2 separate regions of the Homo sapiens genome follow, and region 1 is linked to region 2. The links are chromatin loops, found by intact Hi-C in ENCODE. Cell type or tissue: mammary epithelial cell. All regions are shown on one strand. Links, peaks and the distances in the headings refer to the core of each region. The heading gives the core; the rest is flanking DNA. Region 1 overlaps SYTL2 (synaptotagmin like 2). Region 2 overlaps SYTL2 (synaptotagmin like 2).

Region 1 (5,347 bases), core at 1-5,000, 72 kb after region 2:
CTAAAAGCTAAGACATCTTCACGTTCTGGTCCATATGCCACTGAGATAAAGAAGTCAACTGATGATTCCATATTTAAAGTTCTAGACTGGTTTAACCGAAGTTCTTATTCAGATGACAATAAGTCATTCCTCCAACATCCCCGAGGAATAGAGTCCAAAGAAAAAACAGACTCAAAATCACAGGTTGCTGTTGACTTGGTGACAGATGACACTACTTTAAGAGAAAATGGCTCAAAGACCCTATCACCCAGCAAAATTGAATTGAAGCCTGTGAGATCTGACTCACCATTCCAAGCAGAGGGAGATATGCTGGTTTCTGAAAGTTGCCAAGATAATAATGTGAATATCAAATCCAAATTCATGAATTTGTCCCAAAAAGGCACCCCAAAGGAAGGCCCAGGTATATTGCAACCATTTGAAAGCTATGGCACCCCAAGTCAAGGGAGTAAAAATATGGACTATAGCCAAGATTCAAAAAGCCCAGGAAAAGGGAATGGGGCATCTCCTTCAAATAGTAACTATTCCTACAGTGTTCTCAAGGAATCTGATGCAGAAAACCAAGTTCCATGCAACACTAATAATATTGGCAACTTGGGTGAAGAAGAACCCAAGTTTCATGCTCATGAAGAAAATAGAGGACACTCAGAAGTGAATTTTGACTCTTCAACAGTTGTCAAAGAACCAGGTTTGAAAGATAACATGAATGCAGAGAGAAAGAGCAAAGTAGGAAATACCTATATCCTGAAAGCCTCCTTAGAGCCAGAGAATATTAAGTCAACACCTGGGGTTGCCAACAATGGCTCTCCTTGGAAGAAGCCTGAGGTCCAATTCCAGCAAGAAGCTGGTGAGGTTCCCAAGAACCAAGTGCAGAGAGAGAAATACAAAAGAGTGAGTGACAGAATATCCTTTTGGGAAGGAGAGAAAGCTGGTGCTAAGATAACTCATGAAAAACCCACATCTTCATGTAGCCAGGAACAACCTTCTGCTAAAGCATATCAGCCTGTGAAGAAGTCACAGGGTGTATCATCCATGGACAGTTTATCTACAGACCAGAGTGAATATAATCAGGCCATTCCCAAACGAGTGGTCTTAGATGAGGATGATCAAGCATCCCAGCTCTCCAATTCTTATTCCTCAAATAAATCTAAAGAGACCAAGCCACAAATAGCAGGTCCATCCAGATACTATCTTTCAGCTGAGCAATCAGATAAAGTGTCTCTGTTTCAGAATAAGAAAAATGAGCCTATAAAAAGATCACAAGTGGCAGACAGTTTGCCTTCTAGAAGAAACATTACTTTACCAGCACTGCAACCTCCCTCAAATGTCGGGAGTGAACGACATGCTCCATTGGAGAAAGACAGACCTCTAGTTCGTGAATCAAATGCCAACTTTAAAGTTATGTCCCTAAAAGAAAGAATGGATGAACCCAATGCAGAACAGGTCTATAATCCCTCTCAGTTTGAGAATTTGAGAAAGTTTTGGGACTTAGAAGCTAATTCAAACAGTAAGGATAATGACAAGAATATTACCACCACAAGCCAAAAAAATTCTGCACCTTTTAATAGGCAGAAACACAAGGAATTCAGCGACATTAAATTATCAGGTAAAAATACCCATGAAGCAGAGGTGCTTCTAAGCCCAAAAAAAGTTATGGCAAGAGAGGAAATGGAGAAATTAAATTCAAAGGGCATACTCCAGGTGCTACCAGATGAAATCACATTTCCTTTGAGTCCACTTAGAAAGTATACTTATCAGTTGCCAGGAAATGAGTCATCAAAGGAAAATGTGGAAAAGAATACGGAAGGGATTGTTACTCCAGTGTTTAAGGAAGAAAAGGATTACTCAGAACAAGAGATTCAAGAATCCATAATAAAAACCAATGTTTTGTCTAAAGACTGCAAAGACACTTTTAATGACAGCTTGCAGAAACTGCTTTCAGAAACCTCAACACCAGCAATTCAACCCTCTGGTGGAAAAGTTCATGGAAAACAAGTGCTTGAACCAAGTGTTTCTGAAAATAGGACATGGCCTCAAAAAACAGATTTTGCTGATACTGAGGAAGAAGTCAAAGGACCTGAGAAGATCATTAATGAGCATGTTGACAAAACAGTAGTTCATCCAAAGGTTAAACGGAACTCTTTGACTGCTAGTCTAGACAAACTCCTGAAGGAAGCAACTGGAACTTCACCCTCTCCCTTGCAAGCCAAGTTGGCGCCTGTTATCACTGGAACCAACTCTAAGCTGGAAGAGGGGAGATTTTTTGGAAAAGGGATAGAACAGAGTCACAATACTTCAGCTGATAAGAGAGAAATACTAGCTCCTTTTCCAGTGAGAGATGAAACTTTTGGAAATACAGCTCTCCTCAAGAAAGCTGAAAGTGGTGAGTGCCAGCTAAGCACACAGAATTTGATTCAGATGGCTGCAGAAGATTCTCATCCATTGGATCCAACTTCCCAGCTTTCCAGAAAGGGTTCTTTTGGGGATGTGGCCAGCCCTCCCCAAGATATGCTTTTTCCCCAGGATGCTCATCTTGTTCCCCAGGCTAGGGTACACCCTTCTCAAACGGAAATTTCGGAGACTGTAGAGAAAGTCATTCTTCCACCCAGACCTGTATTGAATGATGTAAGTGCTGCATTACAGAAGCTGTGTGGAGAAGTATGGTTAAGTTATCCAGCTGGAAGGGAAGTAGGTCCTGGAGAAGTGAACCCAGAATTTCCTGAAGCAGTACAGCCAGTATGTAGCCCCCTAAATCCTCCAGGAGTGATATCACCATGGGCTACGATGGACACCATAGTTCCAGACAGGAAGGATTTTTATTCCTCCAATGTAGTTCCTGATAAAACTCATGAAGTTGGATCTTATTTAGCTGCCCAAATGTCTCCATCAGACCAGACGCTTAGCTCATTTGCTTCCATTGTTGCTCAATATGGCAAAGGCCTCCCTCAGGAAGTGGAAGAAATTGTGAGGGAAACAATTGTTCAACCCAAATCAGAGTTCCTCGAATTCAGTGCTGGCTTAGAAAAACTACTGAAGGAAGAAACTGAAACCTTCCCCTCAAAATATGAAAGTGATACAGGGAATCTTTCTCCATCAAAGTTAATAGGTAGTACAGAGGAGCCCAGGCGAGCCACTTCTGAATGCCATCCTGAGGAATTAAAAGAAACAGTAGAAAAGGCCGAGGCTCCGTTAATAACTGAGAGTGCTTTTGATGCTGGTTTTGAGAAACTTCTTAAAGAAATAACTGAAGCTCCTCCTTATCAGCCCCAGGTGTCAGTGAGAGAAGAAACTCACGAGAAGGAGTCCTCACAGTCAGAGCAGACCAGGTTCTTGGGGACAGTGCCCCATTTTTACAGGGCAGCCTCACAGACCTCTGAAATGAAGGATAAAAGTAATGGTTTGGAATCTCAAGTCAACCAATGTGATAAAATGTTGGGAGGAGACGCACTTGTGACTGATTTATTGGTAGATTTTTGTGGTTCCAGAAGTGGAGTTGAGATCCCTAGAACCCCACAACTTTATGTGGCTCATGAAATAGGGACCATTAAAACTGTAACCCCCCCAGAGGACAGGGACAGTGAAAGTGGGGTTGCAGGGGGACAAGGGACTCTTCAGGAACCTGGCTTTGGAGAGGCTTCTGAAGCAATTAGTGTGTCCAGAAATAGGCAACCCATTCCTCTCCTGATGAACAAAGAAAACTCTACAAAAACAAGTAAAGTTGAATTGACTCTAGCATCGCCATATATGAAACAAGAGAAAGAGGAAGAAAAAGAAGGTTTCTCTGAGTCTGATTTTTCAGATGGAAACACCAGTTCTAATGCAGAGAGCTGGAGAAATCCTTCCAGTGAGCATTTAAAATTTTTTAACTCACAGTGAGTCTGCTTTATGGAATGCTGATGTAAAGGATGATTTTTTTTAATTGGGATTAATTTGATATTCTTAAATGATGTTAAATTCTTCTTACCACTTCTGTGTTCCTGAGACTTTCTTAATTAAAAAAATTATTTATATTTTTTAATCAAATGCATTACATAATTCTTAAATGATGTTAAATTCTTCTTACCACTTCTGTGTTCCTGAGACTTTCTTAATTAAAAAAATTATTTATATTTTTTAATCAAATGCATTACGTAAAACAGCTTTCCTATAAGGCTGTTTCAGAGTCTGAGTTGACTTCTCTTTAATCTACCTATAGAACTTTTAGGTTTCAAAAAATACTTTTTAAATGACTTTTTGGGTTTGGAAAGTACCTTTAATACATTTAAGCTAGTTTTCCTCCTGGAAATATTTAGAATTTCTTCCTTAATTGGCAACCTTTATAGAAGTCTGGTAAGATTTGTCGCAAAGATGTGCCACAGATGGACACAAATTTCCCATTCGGGAGCAATATCTTACCACAGTGGTGGCTAAATGCTAGGGACAAAATACAAGGCCGGAACTTTCCTTCCCTCAGATACCTTGTGCTGTGGTGTTTTGTTGCCACTTTCTCCCTCTCATTTTCAATTATATGCACAATCTTCCCTTTCTAGAGTATGACTTTGGCCAGATGACTCACCTGATGCCACCTAAGGGCATTGCCTGGCCAGGTACATTTCTCTGGCTCCAGCCTTGGCTAAGTTGATGACCTGAGTCGATCTCCACATTCATCTACATGAACGTGGGGGCGTTGGTTTTGGCGGCCAGGCTGTAAAATGTAGGGCTTGTCTCAGTTTGCTATTTAATCAACATGTGGACATTTTAGCAGAGAAACCCCAGAGCAAATAGGAATGAGAAGCTACCTGATTAAAATGATGAAATGATAGAGAATGTTTTTTGGCTGGGACATTTTAACCAAAGTTGCACAACTGATGCTGATTGCCTTCCTTGTAGTTTAGTAGAATTTGTCATTTGTTTAGCTCCTTTTCGTTCCAGTGAAAATAGATAAGCTTTACTGAGTGGCTTACTTTGAGGTGTGGACTCCTTTGTAAGTAGCTATAGGGTCTCTTCTTGAACACTGACCAAAGAATCCACCTTTAATCCTATTCAGTTAAGTTGAAGCCCCTCTAAAAAATTTTGTTGTTAATAAAAAAAAGAAAGAAATTGAAATATCAATCTCTAAAACCATACATATTTATTTATAAATCTCTAATTAAATCTCTAAATTTATTTAATCTCTAAAGTAAATAAATTTAATTAATTAATAATTAATTAATGTAATGGCAAGAATAAAGCCAGCATGTTAAACTTGTTGAGGTAGGCTCTTACTAAACTGCCCATGAGTTGCTAGTGTAAACTGACCCACAGGAGAAGGAGCGCTTGCAAATTTGCAATTATGTTAGAGACTATCATCTAATGTGTATCCCAGCATAAC
Region 2 (5,383 bases), core at 73-5,072:
ACATGTTATTAAGGAGATTGGATGCTTTTTATGGACTTTTAGTCCCTTTTGTTGAGCTCTTCCTAACCCTGTTTCTAACTCTGAAATCCTAGCTGTTCTTAAAACTGCAGCTCTATGCTAATTCTTCCTGAAATCTTCCTGGTTCATCATGGCAGGAAGTTTTCTTTCCCTCCTCTAACTGGTTTAGTGTTCGGCTTATACCTCTTTTATGGCCATCATCACATACCACTGTGTGTTATCATTCTTTATGTCCTCATCTTATCTTCCCTTTTGTTCCAAAAGTTCTTAGAGCGCTGGGACTAAAGGGACTTACTATTTCCTTAATGCCCAAAGCCCAGAAGGCTGAGATAGTACAAGTGTGTTAAATGAATATATTTTGAAGTGCTAAGTTATGTTCCCTGTCTTTTTAAGGTTTTTAGTACATTGATGGGCTTTAAGAATTTAGTGGTCAATGGGCAGTTATCAATTAATTAGATATTTGGCTTTTTATTCTCATGTGTGCAGAAAAGAATTAACATAGTGGGTGTGAAACTGCCTGTCCATAGAAAGGCCTGCTTGCAAGTTGGCCTTTGGCTGGCATTAGGGAACTTGGATTTCAGGAGGATTCCCACAAATCTAAATGATTGAGTAGCTCACTGTGCCTAAACTGTTTGTGCAAGCAATATGGTTTATGCCGAGCACCTGCTTTTCTTCTGGGAGTCTGGAATTTGGGTACATGCCAGGGAAGGGGTGCCTACATGACTTGTCCCCATTAAAAACTCTGGGCACTGAATCTCTAATGAACAGTCTGGTTGGTAACATTTCAGATGCATTGTCACAACTTGTGTGTCCAGTGTGACTCCTCTTGGAGAAGACCCGTGGGAGCTCCCACCCAGTTTTATGCAGACTTCACCCCACGCACCTTTTTCCATTGTTGAGTTTGCTTTGTATCTTTTCACTGTAATAAGTCATAGCTGTGAATATGACTGTATGTTGTCCTGTTGAGTTATCCTAGTGAATCATCAAACCTGGGACTGGACTTGGAGATCCCTTCAACGCACCATGAAATGCCACATATGTGAAGCCAATTGTTTTTTATTTTTGGTTTGTTTTTGGCTAAGACTCTGAAGATATTAAAGACTCTGAGAAGTTATTGGTCTTTACATAAGAGAAGGGCCCATTTCTCAAGACGCTATGTATTTAGGCATGTGAAGAAGGTGCTTAAGAAAGTTTCACGGGTTTCTCTTGTCATTCCGTAAACCAAATCACATTTCACCTTTTAGAAATAAGTGTCAAGCTTTAAAATTTCAAACTTTGAGAGTGTCAGAAGCTGTGATGATCCGTTTGTTTGAAAATGAACAGGGAATGGGAGGGCTGACAAAAAAACTGAACTTGAGATCAGTGGGTATAGGCTGGGTGCAGTGGCTCACGCCTGTAATCCCAGCACTTTGGGAAGCTGAGGCAGGTGGATCACTTGAGGTCAGGAGTTTGAAACCAGTCTGGCCAACATGGTGAAACCCCATCTCTATTGAAAATGAAAAAAAAAAAAATAGCTGGCATAGTGGTGTGCACCTGTAATCCCAGCTACTCGGGAGGCTGAGGCAGGAGAATCTCTTGAACCTGGGAGGTAAAGGTTGCAGTGAGCCGACATTGCACCACTGCACTCCAGCCTGGGTGACAGAGTGAGACTCCTTCTCAAGCAGCAAGAACAACAACAACAACAACAACAAAAACTTTGTGGTCTTGAGATCAGTGGGTATAGACTAAGGTATGGTATGAGATAGATGAGTGGCCAGGTGGGGTATGGCCAGCTGGGGAAGCTGTGTATAAACACAGACTTCTTAAGATTTTATTAGATCACATAGGCTGTAGCTGACAAAAGGGACAATAATAATAAAGACTAATGTTTTCTTTTTCTTTTTCTTTTCTTTTTTTTTTTTTTGAGAAGGAGTCTCGCTCTGTCTCCCAGGCTGGAGTACAGTGGCTGATCTCAGCTCACTGCAATGTCTGCCTCCTAGGTTCAAATGATTCTTGTGCCTCAGCTTCCCAAGTAACTGGGATTACAGATGCCTGCCACCATGCCCAGCTAATTTTTGTATTTTCAGTAGAGACGGGGTTTCACCATGTTGGCCAGGCTGGTCTCGAATTCCTGACCTCAAGGGATCCTCCCACCTCAGCCTCCCAAAGTGCTGGGATTACAGGTGTGAGCCACTGCTCCTGGCCAAAAAAGACTAACATTTTCTAATATAACATTTGTATAGAACTTTACAGTTTTCAAAATGTTTTCACATACAATATCATTTAATGCTAAAATAATCCTATAAGGTAGGAAGTATTATTAGTTTCCACAGCTAGGGAAACTATAATTCAGAAGAACTGAATAGCTTGCCCAGAGTAATATGGTCGGTTTGAGCTGCACACCTGTAGTCCTAGCTATTCAGCCTTGACCTCCTGGGCTCGAGCAATCCTCCTGCCTCAGCCTTCTGAGTAGCTAGGACTACAGGTGCATGCCACTGCACCTGGATCATTTAAAATTTTTTTTTATAGAGATGGGGTATTGCTATGTTGCCCAGGCTGCTCTTGAATGCCTGGGCCCAAGCGATCCTCCAGCCTTGGCCTCCTAAGGTGCTGGGATTGCAGGCGTGAGCCCAAATTCAATCCTTTTGATTTTAAACCTAGATCCTGGGAAATATAAGAACTATAAAGTCTCTTAGCTTCCTGATATATTTAAGTTTATTTAAAAGTATATATCAGTCAAGTCTCAGACCTGACAGATATTACTGAATGAATGAAAAGAAGTTGAGGCAAATTGCCTACTTTCACTCTGTGCCATCCTGTGTATAGATTGTGGGGAAACAGTTGATCTTTCTTTTTAGAAGCTGCATTTGGGATTTGGATAGAAAGAGACTAGAACAGAGGAGCTGGGAGGATGTGGGCTCCAGTTCCAAAGCTCATGGTACTCTGCAGGAGAAAGTTGAAGCCTTCTTGATTGCCCACTGTAAGATCTGGGTGACAAAGAGCTATTGGAGAAGGTTTGGTTGCATTTTTCATAATATCTCAGATACTGTCAGAGTCCTAAAAATATCACTTATCAGAATTAGACTCTTAGAAAAATGAGGGGCAATATTTGCCTCGGATTCACTTTCATTATTTCTCTAAATCAGGGGAGGAGTTCTTGGGACATTTTTCCTGCCCCAAAATAAGAGTTGGTCAGAGCATATATCGTGTTAAGTTTCTATGGTGTGTCAGATATCAGCTGGGTGTTTAACGTGAATCATCCTTTTAATTCTTACAAAGATCTTCAAAGGTAGAAATTTGATGCCATATAACCTAGATAAGAAAAATTAGACTTGGAGAAGTTAAATATTTGCCCAGAGTCTCACAGCTTTTAAGGGGTAGCCCTGGAATTCAAGCTCAAGCCCGACTCCCAAGTCAGTGCTCTTTTTCTTCCCTGTGCTGCCTGAACACAATGATGCAACTTCATAAAATAATAATCATTAGATCAGTTCTTATGTAAGTGGTTAAATCTAACCTGAGCCTCAGTGAATGTTAAGGCTCTTCTATGAAGAAGTTTAAGCTTCTGGTGCCTACTCAGAGTTTTTACAGCAGGAGATTCCCCTGGTGATGATGGCTTATGTGTATGCTCTGTGCTTGTGTGTCACCTTTCCTGAGTCCTTTGGGATTTCCAGAGTGGCAGCCTTCCCAGCACTATTTGCAGTTTGGTAGATATGAGGGAAGGGGAGTTGTGGCCTGCTCTGTCAGTTTGCTGATTTCAGAGCCAGCTCACCTGAAGTCATCCTTTCTTGCAGATATTTGGCAAAAACTCATCTGGGAATAATCTGCTTTATCAAATTTAAAAAGGTGAAAATTTTTATATTGTAGAAATATAAGGAAGAAGATAGAAATAGATGGTTTGGAGTGGCTTTTACTATTCTTGTTAGTTTCATCCTGGAAAATGTTTCCTATGTAACTTTTTCTTTTTTTAACATAAGCAGCACATTATAGTAAAAAACAAAAAACACGGCCTTGGGCTCTAGAAAATACAGTGAAAGTGCTGATCATGAACAAATAAATTTTTGGTACACTGCCTGGCACAGACTAGGGATACAATTAACATTTGTTAAATGAGTGCAACTCAGGCTACTGGGCGTAAGTATCTGGCCTTTTCTGCTGCCCAAATCACAGAGCAGCCCAGACCCCAGTTCACATTAGTGTGCTCTGGCTGAGAGGGTTCAGTTTTTTTTTAGATCTGATGGTGAGCCTGGAGCCAGGCCATCATCATTTCAGAAAATAAAATGCAAGCATTATTCCTTGGGGGGATGTGACTTTATTTGGGGGGCTGAAAATAAACTTAGCGGTGGTGGTAGTAATAATAACAGCTAATACTTATATTAGCTAATATAAGTATTACAGCTAATACAAGGTTCACTATGGACTCATGCTAGACTAAGTCTTTTATACATACAAGTGCATGTAATCCTTATAACACAATTTTAAGTAGATATTTTACCAGTGAGGAAGCTAAGTAACTTGCCCAAGGCCACACAGTGGGCAATACTTCTGAAATGTAAATGTGGAGACCGAAGTACAGCCACTTAACCTCTCCTTAGTGATATTGTAAAGGAATGGGAAGCTAGGCATTTTGAAAGACCATCTCTTTATTGTTTTTTCTTGGTTTTCTTTATTAGAAAAAAATGATGAAGGGATCTACTTTCCATGAATTCCTGGAGCAATTCCTGGAAATTCTGCTTTTCTTTTACTTCTGTATAAACCTCAAATGAACTTTTCTTTTCAGAAAGAAATACAAATTCAATTTCATGTTTGAGACTTACTTCCTGTACGTCCCCAGCAATATAATGATTTTTTTTCCTCCCTTCAAATACCAGACAAATAGCAGAAATCAAGCCCAAGCAAGTAGAAAAGTCTTGATAAATGCAAGTTTCCTCACCAAGGGATAATTCATGGAGAGATGTGATGCCCATTTGAGAATCTGGATTCTTTTGAGTTTGGTGATATGAAAGTCTCTTTTGTGACCTTGAGAAAGTGGGAGGTTTTGTTATTTGTTCTGTTGTCCTTTAAAATTTAAAACTGGCTGGGCGTGGTGGCTCGTGACTGTAATCCCAGCACTTTGGGAGGCTGAGGTGTGAGGATCACTTGAGGCCTGAGGTTTGAGACACCCTGGAAACATAGGGAGAACCTGTCTCTAGAAAAAAAATTTAAAAATTAGCTGGATGTAATGGCATGTGCCTCTAGTCTCAGCTACTTGGGAGGCTGAGGCAGGAGGATTGCTTAAACCCAGGAGTTTGAAGTTACAGTGAGCCATAACTGTGCTGTTGCACTTCAGCCTGGGTGACAGAAAGAGGCCCTGTCTCTAAAAAAAGAAAAAAAAATTTAAATCTGGCCA

What was found. Peaks named below come from ENCODE experiments on the same cell type or tissue, not always from the same donor. Only the 100,000 strongest peaks of a DNase experiment are listed, where the experiment ranks them.
Region 1: it touches region 2 in a loop (2.3-fold over the local background); 4 of 110 quality-filtered maps call a loop at or near these places.

The regions. Positions count from the first base shown.
Region 1 is chr11:85,722,526-85,727,872 of GRCh38, reverse strand. SYTL2 (synaptotagmin like 2) reads left to right here. Exons shown (of 20, transcript NM_206927.4): 8 at 1-3,841. Among named protein-coding and RNA genes, the nearest start is that of CCDC89, 39 kb to the right of the region's middle. In mammary epithelial cell, for the core only: a CTCF peak has its summit at 2,180; DNase peaks (open chromatin) are centred at 1,772 and 4,602; H3K27ac peaks cover 1,770 bases.
Region 2 is chr11:85,794,165-85,799,547 of GRCh38, reverse strand. All of the region lies in intron 1 of SYTL2 (synaptotagmin like 2), which reads left to right. Among named protein-coding and RNA genes, the nearest start is that of SYTL2, 14 kb to the left of the region's middle. In mammary epithelial cell, for the core only: no CTCF peak of the experiment used is centred there; no DNase peak of the experiment used is centred there.